Regions from separate parts of the Homo sapiens genome. Here region 2 is linked to region 1. Evidence: chromatin loops called from intact Hi-C (ENCODE). Cell type or tissue: Panc1. All regions are shown on one strand.

Region 1 (8,000 bases):
TAATGAGCTGCACTGCCTCTGGTACTGAAATAAATAGCAAGGAATGATAAAGGATGCTGCAATAGCACTGAAAGATGGAAAGAAGTAATGGAGTTTGGGTTGAAGAGTAATCATGTGGTATGAGCAGAATAAATAACACATGTCCAGAAAGAAAGTCAGCCTCTTCTATAATCGTAGGTTAACAGACTGCCTAAAAGGCTCCCACTTATTTTTGCCCAGTGACCAAATCATTCTCTGACTCCAGCTCAAGGATATGGCCAACGGGGAATAACCCAATTTGGGTGAGTTTTGTGAATATCATCAGAGACATCTGAAATAAACGTCATCACCTCATAATAATCACCACCTCATCAGCTCTTAGAAAACCTTTTCAGACCTATTTTCTTTAAGGCTATACTGTTGCATAACTTTACAGCTCAGGCCTCAGTAAAATTCACATAGAAAAAAAGCTTGGTTTTTCTATAGCTCACCACATGTACAGAAACCTATGAGTATCTGGAAAAAGTGACACTGTGTGGTGAGACCAAATAATGTGTTTCTTGGTCAAACAATATTGATTTCAATGTTTTACCTCCTAGTTGCTTTCTATTTTAATAGAATATTATTAGTTAGCTTCAGGGGTTAGAGTAAGGGTCAGGTCAAAGTTTTCTACAAACACATTTTTCTTATTAAACTTAAAAAAGCTTACTAAAATTACTTCGCATTCAGATTTTAAAAAATAAACATCAACATACACAGCACATATATCACAATATTCTGCTTGAGAAACCCACAACAAGCCCATAACTTACCTCCATTTTTAGTTTTTCCCCAAATCTCTTTTCCTGGTGGTAAATGTTCCAAAGGATCTGAATAATAATTTTTTACAGCTATCTGTATCATGTATGTTGAAAATGGTTGTAAATCTTCAATAAGAGCTATACTGTCCTGAAATTCCTGTAATTGATTTTTTAAAAATCAACATCTTATTTTTAACATTTTATACAAATTGGTAGAAATTATTTAATCAAAGAGAGAACAAAGTTAAAGGCTCAAAAAAATTAATTTATTTTAAATTCTGGATTATTAATGGTAATACCACTGTCCAATCTACCCAGACCTGAGTTGTTCAATGTTTCCAAGAATAAATACCAAATGATTGGTAGCCTTCAGTTGGTTTTGTGGCATAAATTGTTTCACATGGGAAGTTAAATTCCTAGAAGAGGACACTATTTCATTAACATTGTATTAGAAATTCAGCAAGATGGTAGAAAACATGTGACACATATGTGAATACAATAAAATATTTTTATAGTATCTAATCACTCTTAGAAATAAAGTTTAAGAGAGTAAAAAGACTTTCCTTAGACCAATGGTTCTCAACTTTGTTTATACTTTGCTATCATCTGGGAAGTTTTAAGAAACTACTATGCCTGGGTTCTATTGCCAGAGATTCTGATTGAGTTATCTGGGGTGAAGCCTAGATGCAGAGTGTTTTGTTTTTTTTTTTTAAAGCTTCGATGTGCCGCCAAGGTTGAGAACCACTGTCTTAGACCACTGTTAATCAATGAGAAGACAATAAGATAGATTAAATTTAATAACAGACATGACCAGTGCTGCCAAGTCCAATCTTGGCCAGCCAAATGATCTATCTGAAATTACTTATTTTAGAAATGTGTAAAAAGGGTTAATTAGACAAAATTAAGGAAGGAATGAAAAATCACATACACTTTATGGGAAAACATATAGTGTTTAACATCCAACAGTTAGTCAATTTCACCTTTTGAACAGGCTAAATAAAGCCAAGCACAAAGCAAAATATTGGATATATGTGATTCCATCACTAAGACAACTGAAATACTAATGAATACATTTCATCATTTCAATGATTGAATGAATAGTGCCAATTCATTCAAGAAATAGTTAGTGAATGCCTACACAGTGCCACTAACTGTGCTAGGTGCTAGGCATACAATGATGACTAAAAACAGTATCTGCATAGCAGTATATTTCTCTGCACATAGGAAACAAAAGACAAAATATAATGTACAATTTTTATATTAGATAAATGCTGTGGAGAAGAGGTATAAGGCAATGTTCTTTCCGTCCAGTTCATTTCTTACTCTTCAATCTTCAGTCTGCTCCATAGGCTGCAAAAATAATTCTCTATCATTCTCTCTGAGGATAATTAGATAATCAGGGAGGGGAATAAACCCAATTCTTTCTGGACACTCAGAAAACGGTTACCATGGCAATCCATCAATGGGCAAGAGTTGATATACTTCCTTGAAGCTTAACTTACTCCCAGTCAAGAAAACTAGAACACAATATGTTTTGATGAATCATTAGCTGTAAAAAAGTTGCGTACTAGTCCATTTCAGAACATATAGGAAATACTTTACTATGGCTCATAATTTTATATCAAAAAAGAACATCTTGTGAAAAGACAAAGACCACTAGTTCCAATCTTACCAGAATTCTATATTTCAAGTCAGAGCTGTTTTTCCTGTCATTAACTTCTGCATAATAAACCAGGTATGTTGGAGTAGGGCTGGTGATGCCATACCATGTGAGGTTTGTCTTGGCCAGAGGTAATCTGATTGTGAGGCTAGTGTTAGTGGCATTAAGTATAGTTGGTTCCACAGTGTCTGAAGCTAGAGACAGAAACGCTTTATCTAAAATAAGAAGAAACCAAAAGATTAAATATCTATACTATATATATGAGAGGAAAAGCAGATTTTTAACAAGAATAATATCAAAGCTTAGAAAGAAATTTGTAGAGCATACATAACTTTTGCTTGAAAACATAAATATGAAAATGATTTGAAATAATATTCTCTTTGAAGAAACAAAAATGGCTGCAGCTTGATACTGTGTGTAGTATGTGTAGTATGTACTGCTACAGTCTACCCAATGTCCTCTCCTTTTCTTCAAGTTCATATATATCTGATATTGTTCAGGGCAGTATGCTGGGAGGAAAAACTGTTTCTGAAGTTTGATTGCAGCCCAGACAATCATGTGACACGGTCTGGTTAGTCAGATGTGCTTATCACTGTGGCGCACCTCTGTCCTTCACCCTCCCCCAACCCAGGAGGCGGACACTATGCAAGAGGGGCGGCAGCCATCTTGTGAGAATTGAATAAAGGACTCACTAAGGATGTTTGGGGAAAGATCAAGTCCAGGTGATTGATGGCATTGTGGAGCTCCCTGGCCACCGCTTACAACCAAACACCTTGCACGCTGCACAACTCCAGGGAGCCCCAGTCACAGAGACTACAATGGAAATGGTCTGTTCTAGACCAGTGCAGTAGCGCAACCATACCGCAGGCTTAAGCCTCGAAAAATCGCAGATCTGTCACTTGCAGCTGAACACAACTTCTTGACCTATTCACTCTCAGTCTTTATGTAAAACATCACCTAAAAATGTAGCATAATTACATAATATGCAAATAACTCCAAATATGATTTTAATATGAAATCTAACAATCTTACACCAGTTAGCCAACTCTTTAACTCATTGTGCGTGGCACTGTGCAATCTGGCTCCTGCCCGCATATCCAGTCTCTGCTATGCAAAGCCATCCTTCACTCTAACCACAGTACACTATCTACACACTGCAGGACTTCTACCCCTCCAACCCTTCACATAGGTAGTCTCTTCAGGTTGGAATGATCTTCCCCATCTGCCTAACCTTACTTAAGCCTCAATTCATGCATCATTTTTCCTGGGAAGCCCTTTCTGCCTTCCTATTCCAGGTGAAGGACATCTCCTCTCTGTCCTCACTCCACTTCACGTGTTCTTCTACCAGTGCACTAGCCACATGTGATTTTGGTTTTGGTTTTCTTTTGCTGCTTTCTTTTCTTCATCTAGCACTAGAATGTAACTATCTTTGGCTGAGACTGTGCTTGAATTATCTTTGTTCCACCAGAGCCCCAGGAGGGTGCCTGACATATATTAGGTATTTAGTATGTGTTGTCGATCCTTATGAATTCATATTAGCCACATATAAAATACAACCTTTGCATTCAGCAAGTAAGAAAATTAGGGGGTAAATGTCTAAGTGACAAAAACTTGATGAAGCCAGCTCCTTCACTTGCTAACTTTTTTGTCTTGGGAAGGTTACTCCAGCTCTTCTGTAAACAGAGACAATGGCCTGCTTTACAGATATTTATATATCACTCTATCCCTAGCACATGGTAAGAACATTAAATAAATGTTAGCTATTACTATCATCATTACTGAGACTAAAATGAAAAGTTAGAGAAAATAATGCTGGTCTGGTCTGGGAATTCCAAATATGAATTCCAAAATGCAGGAAAAAATGTTTAAAATTAGAAGTACATCGAAAATCTCCAACAACAGTGTCAAGGGCACTGTGAACCTAAGTTTGAGGACATTTGGAAAGTATGGGGGTTTAGAGATGGATAACCTTACTAAAGTTACAAGATGAACCACTCTTCAGTTCAACCAATATTTATCCAATATATTCAGTTTGTACTGATTTCTGATCTGAACAGAGAATGGGATACACATGTGAGCAATCAGAGCAATTATCTAATTCAAAAGTCATTGGTAATTTTGTCGTTCTTTTATTTAATTGATATAATATGACATGTTGAAGTGTCAGAAACATTATTCAGGACAGAAAGACAGGTTTTTCCCTTACATTTTTTTTTTTATCCCATACATTTTGAAGATAATTGAATACCTTCAGAAAAAAAGGACCAAGATAACTTGTAATTGCTTAAAATTTCCAGCAGATGGAGGTAAAGTATTCTTAATAATGTACCTAGAAACTAGCAACATAAAATAGACTCCATTTTTTAAAGAAAATAATGAGTATTAATCATACTCTTAATGAGTTCCAGTTTAAAAAAAAAACTCATGCCACTCTTGGGACTTCATTTTGGAGCGTGTTTGTGTATGTGGCTGGGAGGAGGATATGTGTGTGTGTCGTTCAACTTCAGATACTGCATGGACGTCTTTTTTTTTTGGTAAGACTTTATTTTTTAGTCAGTTTTAGATTCACAGCAAAATTGAGAGGAATGTACCAAGATTTCCCAGATACTCCTTTTCTCCACACATGCATAACTTTCCCCCATTATCAATACCCCTACCAAAGTAGTACATTTGTTACAATCAATGAGCCTACAATGACATCATTATTACCCAAAGTCTATAGTTTACATTAGAGTTCAGTTTTGTATTGTACATTTTACGGGTTTGGACAAATGTGTAATGAGCTGTATCCACCATTATAGTATCACATAGAATAGTTCCACTGCCTTCAAAGTCCTCTCTGCTCTGTCTATTCGCCACTTCTTCCCCCAGCCTTCTCGCAACTAGTGATCTTATTACTGTCTACATAGTTTTTTACTTTCCCAGAATGTCATATAGTTGATATCAGCCTTCCCCAACTTTGTTCTTCTCCTTCAATACTGTGATAGCTACCTATTCTAGGTCTTTTGCCTCTCCATATAAACTTTAGAATCAGTTTGTTAATATCTACAAAATAACTTTAGCTGGGATTTTCATTGGGATTTTATTGAATCTATAGATAAGTTGAGAAGAAATGACATCTTGACAATATTGAGTCTTCCTATCTATGACATGGAATATCTCTATACTTATTTAGCACTTTGATTTCTTTCATCAGGGTTTTATAGTTTTTCTCATATAGATTTTTGTGCATATGCTGTTAGATTTATACCTAAGTATTTCATTTTCTGTGGGTGTTAATGTAAATGATACTGTGTGTTTAATTTCTAATTCCACTTGTCCATTGCTGGTATACAGGAAAGTGATTGAGTTTAGTATATTAACCTCGTGTCCTGCAAACTTGCTATAATCACTTATGAGTTCCAGGAGTCTTTTTGTCAATTCTTTCAGATTTTCTACATAGATGATCATGTCATCTGTGAACAAAGACAGCGTTATTTCTTCATTCCCAATCAGTATACCTTTTCTTGTATTGTATACCTTTTCTTGTATTGTTGCATGCTGTGACTTCCACTGCAGTGTTGAAAAGAAATTGGGAGAGGGAACATCCTTACCTTGTTTCTGATTTAGTGAGAAAGCCTCTAATTTCTCACTATTAAGTAATGATGTTAACAACAAGTTTTTTTATACATGTTCTTTCTCAAGGAAGTTACCCCTATTCTTAGTTTGCTGAGGATTTTTCATCCTGAATCCGTGTTGAATTTTGTCAAAAGCATTTTCTGCATCTATCAATGTGACCGCCTGATTTTTCCTCTTTAGTCTGTTGATATAGTGGACTACATTAATTGATTTTCAAATGTTGACTCAAACTTGCATAGCTGGGATAAATCCCACTTGACTGTGATATAAAACTATTTTAATATATTGCTCGATTTGATTTGCTAATATTTTGTTCAGGACTTTTGCAATTCTTGCAATATTCAAGAGAGACACCGGTCTAAAATTTTCTTTTCTTGTAATATATTTGTCTAGTTTTGGTTTTAGGGTAATTCTGGCCTAGAATAAACTCATTCATTGGCCTAATTGGAAGTAGGCCCTCTGGTTCAATTTTCTGAAAGACATTGTAGAGATGGTATAATTTTCCCATAAATGTTTGATAGAATGCATCATTGAATCCATCTGGCCCAGGTGCTTTCTATTTCAGAAGGCTATTAATTATTGATTCCACTTATTTAATAGATGTGGACATATTCAGATTGTCTATTTCTTCTTCTGTGAGTTTTGGCATATTGTGTCTTTAAAAGAATTGGTCCATTTCATCTAGGTTATTAAATTTGTGAGCATAGAGTTGTTAATAGTATTCCTTGATTATCCTTTTAATCTCCATGGGTTCTACAGAGATGTCCCCGCCTTCATTTCTACTATTAGCAATTTGCATCCACTCTCTTTTTTTCTTAGCCTGGCTAGAGGCTTATCAATTTTATTTATCTTTTCAAAGAACCAGTTTTTGGCTTCATTGATTTTTCTCTATTGATTTCCTGTTTCAATTTCATTGATTTCTACTATACTTCCTTTTTATTTTTTCTTTTGTTTTAGTTTTGTTTCTTATTATTATTTGGGACTTAATTTACTCTTCTTTTTCTAGTTTCCTAAAGTAAAAGCTTAAATAATTTTAGATCTATTTTTTTAATACATGCAGTCAGTGCTGTAAACTTCCCTCTAAGCACTGATTTTACTGATTCCCGTAAGTTTTGATGTTTTGTTTTCATTTTTAGTTCAAAATATTTTTAATTTGAGATTTCTTCTTTTACCCATTTGTTATTTAGAAATACGTTGTTTAATCTCCAAGTGTTCTGAGATTTTCCAGCTATCTTTCAGTTATTGAGTTCTAGTTAAATGGCATTGTAGTCTGAGGACAGATATTGTATGATTTCTATTCTTTTAAATTTGTTGAAGTGTATTTTATGTTCTGTCTTGGTGAATGTTCCATGTGAGCTTGAGAAGAATGTTTATTCTGCTGTTGTTGGAAAAATTATTAATAGTAGATAGATGTCCATTACAGCCAATTAATTGATGGTGTTATTGAGTTCATCAGTATATCCTTAGTGATTTTTTTTCTGCTGGATTTGCCCATTTCTGATAGATGTCGTGAAGTCTTCAATGGTGATAGTGGCTTCATCTGTTTCTTGCAGTTCTATCAGTTGTTGCCTCATGTATTTTGATGCTCTGTTGTTAGAGATATATGCATTAAGGATTATTACATCTTCTTGGAGAACTGATCCCTTTATCATTATGTAATGTCCCTCTTTATCCCTTATAACTTTCCTTGCTCTGAAGTCTGCTGTCTGAAATTGTTTCTTCTTTCATTTGATTAGCGATAGCATGATATACTATCTCCATCCCTTTACTTTTGATCTATATGATGTGTCTTTATATTTAAAGTGGGTTTCTTATAGACAATGTATAGTTGAGTCTGTTTGTTGATCCACTCAAACAACTTCTGTCTTTTAGTTGGTGTATTTAGACCACTGATGTTCAAAGTGACTACTAATATAGTTAAATTAAGATCTACCATATTTGTT
Region 2 (8,000 bases), 210 kb after region 1:
ACCTTTTTCTTTTTGCTGTGACACCTAATATCTTCCAGGCCACTTTTTTCCATTCATTGAGGACATTCACCTAATTCTAGGTCTTCTTCATTCCTCCTTTGTAATCATGCTAGAGAATGAAGTGCCCAACATGGTCATTTTTATGGTTTCTTGACTTCCACTCTAGTAACCTGCTTTCCATTTAAACCACTCCCACACATGTCCACATTCTTGTCATCAGCAAGAACCCCAGCACTGTAAACCTAATCTCCAGCAATTCTCTATCAGCTCAAAACCCCCTGAGTTCTTCAGCTTTCCACCTACTTAGTCACTGATCTCATTTAGATACCAAACCCCTAGATCCCATCATTTTCCTCTAGTTGTTAATCCTTTTGGGTTGCATTTCCTTCCCTATCCATCATCGAACTGGTTTGTCTCAGCATTTTCACTCCATTTTCTTTCCAGGAGCCCCGAACCATGAGACCCCAACAACATAATTCCCCTTGAGAATACCATCTCTCCATCTTCATCACAGCAGCAGGGGAACATTGCAGAACTATTCACACTGTGGCTGTTACAAAAGCTCGGTTTCCAGTTTACTGGGGGCCCATCACTCCTCAACGCTTTTATTTATCTTTGATCCCTTTTTCCGTACCCCTTAGCAATTATTCCAAAGCAGTGCCACTTTTCACACTCTCCCTTACTCTGATCTTGCCACTTCCTTCACCTAAAAATAAAAGTCGTTAAAATCAGAACTAACTTCCTGCTGATTCCTCTTCTCACAAAACCTGTATCCACTTCATTCCTTTCCTCCTTCCTTCCTGTGTCAATGGAAAAAGTGTTAGAAACCTTCATCTGTGATCTTAAATCCCACTGCCTTCCCCTTATCTCTTTGCTCCTATTATCCCTTTTTCCTTTATCTTCTTCTTCCTTTCATTGGAGGTCTCCCCCTCAGCCTTTAAACTTCCTCAAATCTCTCCCAAGTATAAAGAATTCTCCCTTAATATACTAAGCCCTTCTAATTACCTATTGTCTTTCTTCGAACAGTGATCTCTTCTTGGAATTTTTGTCTGCCTTATTTCCATTCATTCTTTTTCTAATGTAGTTTTTAGTCAGTTATATAGGTACACAAAACGTAGTATCCCTTTCCATTTGTTCAAGCCCCTTTTGCATCCTTTCAGGGGATTTTAAAGGGTGCTCACATAAGTACTGCACATTTTTTGTTTAATTTGTACTTAGGTGTTTTTTTTGTTGTTGCTGCCATTGTAAATTGTCCCCACCTCCTCTTTTATGTATCAAGAACTAGTATGGCCTAGTGGTAAAAAGCATGGATTCTGGGGCTTAGACTCCCTGGGCTCAAATTCTGCCTTAGTTGTGACCAAGAAGGACTTACTTTCTATGACTCCATTTCCTTATTTCTAAATGGAGATAATAATGGTATATACCTTATAGGGTTGTGGTGAAGATTACAAGGATTAATGTACATAAAACCCTTACAACAGTGTCTGACCCATGATAAGTGCCACGTGGTGTTAGCTATTATATGCAGCCTTCCTGTTCGATTTCTGTGACTAATTTGTATGCTGCTCCTTTACTAAATGTCCTTATTATTCCTAGTAGCTTTTAGTTGATTCTCTTAGGTTTTTCTGGAATTTGATCACGTTTGCAAATAGTGCTAGTGCTATCTCCTTTCCAATATTTATGTGTACATTTAATTCTATTGGCAATACTTCCAGTACCATATTAAATACTTCTAGTAGCTCCCACCTTAGCATGATGCTGGCTTTTAGGCAGAGATAGATTTATTATGTTGAGGTAAACTTTATTATGTTAAGAAAGCATCTATTTATTCCTTTTTTTCCCCCTCACAAGGAATGTGCTTAATTTTGAGCAAAGTCTTTTCAGCATCTATGGAAAATATGATTTTCCTCCATAGGACTCCTCCCTAGAGCCAGTCAGATGATTAATTACATAATTAGATGTCCCAATGTTAAACATCTGGTTATAGATATGAATCCATTACTGTATTAAATTTGCATGGATAGGATTTTACTTAGGATTTTTACATTAATATTCATTTGTGGGCCAGGTGCAGTGGCTCATGCCTGTAATCCCAGCACTTTGGGAGGCTGAGGCGGGCGGATCATGAGGTCAAGAGATCGAGACTGTCCTGGCCAACATGGTGAAACCCTGTCTCTACTAAAAATATAAAAATTGGCCGGGAGTGGTGGCTTGTGCCTGTAGTCCCAGCTACTCGGCAGGCTGAGGCAGGAGAATCGCTTGAACCTGGGAGGCGGAGGTTGCAGTGAGCCGAGATCGAGTCACTGCACTCCAGCCTGGCAACAGAGCGAGACTCAGTTGCAAAAAAAAAAAAAAAATCTTTTGTGAATCAGGGCTTTTCTTTCTTTGTGGCAATCTTGATCAGATATTATTAGCTTGACAGAAACAATTTAGAATTTTTCTTCCCTTTTTTGGTTCTCTTGCTAGGCATTAGAATTAGCTGTTGTTTGAACGTTTAGTAGCATTGCCCTGTGAAATCATGTATTTTGGTAATTTGTGGGGAGAGCACTTTGACAATTCCTTCAATTTTTCCTATGGAAATTGGTTTGTTTAGATTTTAAAACTTCCTTGGGAACAGTTTTGGTAAATTACATTTTCCTAGAAAAGTTTTCAAATTTATTCCTATAGAATTGAACAAAGTAGTCCATTATTATCCTTTTAGTTTTCTCTTTTATGGGTATTTCTCTCTTATTTCTTGTTTTGTATATTTGCATTTACTCCCTTTTTTCATGACTAGTTTAGTCAGCAGTTTGCCTTTTTCCTCTGAAAAATCAGGGTTTTTTTTTGTAGTTCTCCTGTTTCAGAAGCCAACAACCCATTTGTTACTGCCTTAGGCAGAGGTTAAAAATGCCCTCAACCATGGTGAACATGACAGTAGAGGGCACCTAGTGAGCATGACACATCCTCAAATGTCACAAAAGGACACAAATATCCTTGTTGCAGTATTGCTTCCTAAAGAATATGGGGACAGTATGCACACAAGCAAGAAATAACTTATTCCGTATTTGGTGGGGGCAGGGGAATGCTATAGTCTTGACGATCTAGAATTCTACTATGTAACTCTAGGAGTTCTCTCATTCTATAGTCACTCCACTACAGCCAAACAGTTTCTTGTGAAATTCAAACCCAGCACAATCATCATTTTTAGAAATCAAAACTGTATCAAGCCAAGGGTCCATCAAACCGTGCACCTTTTAAGAAAACTTTAGAAAAATTCTACTGCAGTTGGCAAGCATGGAAAAAATAAAAATAATTGTTGGAATAGGAGGACTGAAAGCTGACAATTTTATCTATATTTCCCCTTTCCTTCTTTGTGGCCTATTAAAGTAGAATTAAGAGAGGGATTTGAGTCTTGGCTCAGACACTTAACTAGCTGTGTGACCCTGGAAAAATCAGCCTTCAATTTATTGATCTTCACAGGAGTATTTTATTTGATGAGTTTCAAAAAGCCTTACACCGCTAATAAAAGTAAAATTAATAATGCATCTGGAATCTGCTGCCCCCTGCTGGCAATTTACCAAATTGCAAATTCTACCTTTCCAACGCATAGACTCCAAGTTTTAGTGTCGGCCTATATTTTATCTAATTTTCCTTGTTATAGTCCATTACCTATCTTCCTTTTTTAAAATATATTTTTATCTTTATAGGTTTAGGGGGTAGAAGTGCAGGTTTTGTACATGCATATATTGCGTAGTGGTGGAGTTTGGGCTTTTAGTGTAACCATCACCTGAATACTGAACATTATACCCAATAGGTAATTTTTCAACCCTCACCCACCTCCCACCTTCCTATCTTCTGTAGTCTCCAACGTCTATTATTCCACTCTATATATGTCCATGTGTACCCTTTATTTAGCTCCCACTTATAAGTGAGAACATGTGGTAGTAAACTTTGTTTCTGAGTTAGTTCACTTAAGATAATGGTCTTCAGTTCCATCCATGTTGCTGCAAGACATGATTTCATTCCTTTTTTCATGGCTGAATAGTATTCAATGGTATATATTTACCACATTTTCTTTATCCAGTCATCCATTGATGGACACTTAGGTTGATTCCATACATATCTTTGCTATTGTGAATAGTGCTGTGATAAACATACGAGTGCCAGTATCTTTTCAATATAATTTCTTTCTTTCTTTGGGTATATGCCCAGTAGTGGGGTTGCTGGATCAAATGGTAGTTCTATTTTTAGTTCTTTGAGAAATCTCTATACTGTTTTCCGTAAAGGTTGTACTAATTTACATTCCCACCAACGGTGTAAGTGCTCCCTTTACTCTGTAGCCTCCCCAACATCTGTTTCTTGACTTTTTAATAATGGCCATTCTGATTGGTGTAAGATGATATCTCATTGTGGTTTTAATTTGCATTTCTCTGATTAGTGATGTTGAACTTTTTTTTTCATGTTTATCATCCACTTGTATGTTTTCTTTTGAAAAATCTCTGTTTTTTGCTCACTTTTTATCTTCTTACTTAGACGCCAGAGGTATTTCTTTTACAACCAAATGCCCTCTTAAAACTTTAAATCAAGCTTGTTGTTCAAATCTTCCTTCTTTCCTAATTTGCCTGAAAGTTTTGTTGCAATCTCCCACTATGATGATAGATTTAACATTGTAGTAAATTGGTTCTTTAAGAATTTAAGTAACCTTTATCCCTAATGGTTTTTTTCTTAAAGTCTGTTTTTAAAAAATATAACTGTATCCATGTTCTTTTGGAGAAAATATGCCCAGTGTATATTCTTTCTCCTTTCACTTTCAAATTTTTTATGTCCTTATGTTTTAGGTATGTTCCTTTTAAACAACATATTGCTGGATTTTTTCCAATTTAAATAAAATGTTTTCTAATTTCAGTTCTTTCTTTTAATAAGTTTACACCCTGATCAAGCACTCTCAAAAGTCAATTCCAGACTGGGCACGGTGGCCAGTCTAATCCCAGCACTTTGGGAGGCGGATGGATCACCTGAGGTCAGAAAGTTCAAGACCAGCCTGGCCAACATGGTGAAACCCCGTCTCTACTAAAAATACAAAAATTAGCCAGGCGTGGTGGCACGCACCTGTAATCCCAGCTACTTGTGAGGCTGAGGCAGAGGAATCACTTAAACCCAGGAGATGGAAGTTGCAGTGAGCCAAGATTGCACCATTGCACTCCAGCCTGGGCAACAAGAGTGAAACTCCGTCTCAAAAAAAATAAAAATAAAAAATATAAAATTCAGTTCTAGGAGTACTCCTTTGGTTTTTGCCAGAATGTGCTAGCTAATTCTTACACTTTTTGTGTAGTTTCTTTTCTCCTTTATCAGGCCCAGCACATCTCCCATCCTGGCTTTACTAGGATTTAGCCCTAGTTACAGGCCTGGCAGCAGACTAGGTAGGGGCAGGTATTGCCTTAGGGATGTGGTTAGTAGCAGCCTCTGTAACATCTTGGAGCATAGACAAGGTACAAGGTCTTATTAGAGAAGCGTGGGCTTCTTCTTAAGACCAACAGTCCAGTAGAGATTGCAAAGTCTCTCAGGTGCAGCCATCCAGATCTCCCCATGGTTCTAGGTTTTCCTCACCAGGGCCTTGACTTTCACAAAATAGAAGAGGTTTCGCTGAACATTCAAGTGTCTGAAACTCAGCAACTCTTAACACTTAGGTGTTCAGCCTGAAGCTCAGCTGTTTCAATCCCTCCATTGTAGGAGGTAAGGCCTCCTTGGGAGCTGCCCCCCTCCATCCATTTCTGTAGGTCATTAATACAATCCTGCTGTAACCGGCCAACTCTGCTATTCTTGTAGATGTTGTTCTCCCACATTTTTCAAATGTCTGCATCACTGACCCTCCTGGAGAGTTCCCCTCTCCATAAGCTGGATTTTTTCCAATTTAATAATTTTTTCCAATTTAAATAAAATGTTTTCCAATTTCAGTCCCAAGTCTCCAAAACTCTCCCCAAGTTGAGTGGTTTGCTAGGACTCATCAGACTAAGCAAAGCTTTATTCACAATTATGATTTATTACAGAGAATATAAAGCAAAATGAGGAAAGGGAAAAGGCATATGGGCACAGTCCCAAGAAAATCAGGTACAAGCTCCAAGATTCATTTCCCAATGGAGTCACACAGGACATGCTTAATTCCTCTAGCAATAATGTGTAACAATACATCAAGTGTTGTCCACCTAGGAAGCTTGCCTGACTGAACCTAGGAGTCAAGGTTTTAGGGAAGTCAGTGTAGGTACCCTCTGCCTAGCATGTACCAAAATTCTAGATTCCCAGAGGAAAGTAAGTGTTCAACAAAAATCCTACTGTTTGTACAAACACTTCAGGCACAGTAAACCGCACTTACCAGCAAGGGGATAATGGGAATACTCCTGATATCCAAATTGCTGGACGCTAGCCAAGGTCCAACCTTGCAAGCAGACCTAAAGACAACAGGTTCAGGCCTGTTCTGTTAACTCTTTTCTGCACACCATTTGTGAAATAGCCACTGAGCCATGATTTTGTGCCAACGACTAGATAAACTATACTCACCAACCAGATGTCACTGTCTTTACCCTTTGGGTGGGTTCCTAATGCCCATCTTATTACCTGTTTCCTCAAATCTCACTCATGGTCACTTGTGTTAATCTAGCCTCTCTAAGAAGCAGACGCCAACACCAAAAAGGGATCTGCTGTGCAACAGATTTATTAACGGCAATGCCAGTGAGGAAAAATAGGTAGGAAGCTGGAGTTGATTGGAGGCTGGAAGGCAATGAGATCACAATGGAGTTAAGACCCAAGGTGAATGAAAGGAGGAAGGAAGGTTGGGTGAAAGCAACTTGGACTACAATGTAATCCTAAGGGAGTTTGGCAAGACCATCGTGGAGTGCTCCAGCTAAAGTTGAGGAGTCATCATATAATATCCCTGTCATAATCAGTCACTGACTGGCAGCAGCATGGAGGAGCATAGCCTCACCATGTACACAGGGATGGATTTCAGACCACAGCAGCTGGACCTTCAGTAAGCTATGCTCCCTCCTGCACGAGAACTGACAGATGCATTCTCATGGCTGCTGCCGTGGTGATTATAGCTCTCAAATCACACCTGAAAAAGGTTCATTATTGAACAAATATTCAGCACCAACAGTGCACGGTAATTTGCAATACTTTTAAAGTGTTTCTTTAAGGTTAGTTATAAAACCACCTAAAATAAAATACTGATTAACAATGAAAATACAAGTTCTCTTTAAAATTTCATAAACTGACCAAAAAAAAATTCATAAATTGACCAATATCCTATGGGGTTGTATTCTGGGGAAAAGACTTCTTTTCAAATCACTTGGTGAATTGGGAGCTTAAATCAACACACGGAAAGCATATATGTATTAGCACTAAATCAAGGTTAGTCAGTGACAAAAATGTATTTCTAATGTTCATAACATTTCTAAATGTTCATAACTCAAGTAATTCATTTACAAGTATTTTCCAAAAATTATTTTACATATAACTTAGGAACTTCTAAATCATATATACTTAGATGTCAAAATGGAAGAATACCCTTTTAAATAGTATCTTAAAAACAGGATTGATTTTCTAACTTTCATCAATGTTTTCCTCATAGATAACAACAGCTGGCAATATTTATAACACAAAATTAAGCCAAGTCCTTTGCACAGACTTTATGACATGTTGGTACAAATAATAGAACTACTAGAAATAAATAACAAGCCAAAATATTTAACGTCAAGGAAACAAAATGTTTATTTAAAAAAATGAGATCAATATCATTTTAATGTAGAAGATGCCATCTTTATTTACAGGCTAATAAAAAAATATTAAACTCAACTAGATATAATACATTATCATAAATGCAATAGATTTGAGGCCAACCATAAGTGTAAGACTGGATAGATGGAATAGGGATTACATAATCAGGATGTCAAATACTGTGCATCTTACACATGAATCACATGAAACCTTTTTGTTTCTAAACATGAAAACAGCATAAGTCCACTGCA

What was found. Hi-C counts contacts between places; a loop is a spot of excess contacts. Peaks named below come from ENCODE experiments on the same cell type or tissue, not always from the same donor. Only the 100,000 strongest peaks of a DNase experiment are listed, where the experiment ranks them.
Region 2: a loop joins it to region 1, with 7 times the contacts of the local background. A loop is called at or near these places in 72 of 110 quality-filtered maps.

Annotation. Positions count from the first base shown.
Region 1 is chr6:117,341,609-117,349,608 of GRCh38, forward strand. ROS1 (ROS proto-oncogene 1, receptor tyrosine kinase) reads right to left here. Exons shown (of 44, transcript NM_001378902.1): 28 at 2,452-2,654; 29 at 792-936; 30 at 1-24. Among named protein-coding and RNA genes, the nearest start is that of VGLL2, 80 kb to the left of the region's middle. In Panc1, CTCF peaks have their summits at 4,718 (motif pointing right) and 4,917; no DNase peak of the experiment used is centred here; H3K27me3 peaks cover 637 bases.
Region 2 is chr6:117,552,551-117,560,550 of GRCh38, forward strand. It overlaps GOPC (golgi associated PDZ and coiled-coil motif containing), which reads right to left. Exons shown (of 9, transcript NM_020399.4): 9 at 7,719-8,000. It also overlaps a transcript of DCBLD1 not described here. Among named protein-coding and RNA genes, the nearest start is that of GOPC, 46 kb to the right of the region's middle. RefSeq lists an enhancer at 5,728-5,777. In Panc1, CTCF peaks have their summits at 3,546 (motif pointing left) and 3,783; no DNase peak of the experiment used is centred here; H3K27ac peaks cover 3,123 bases.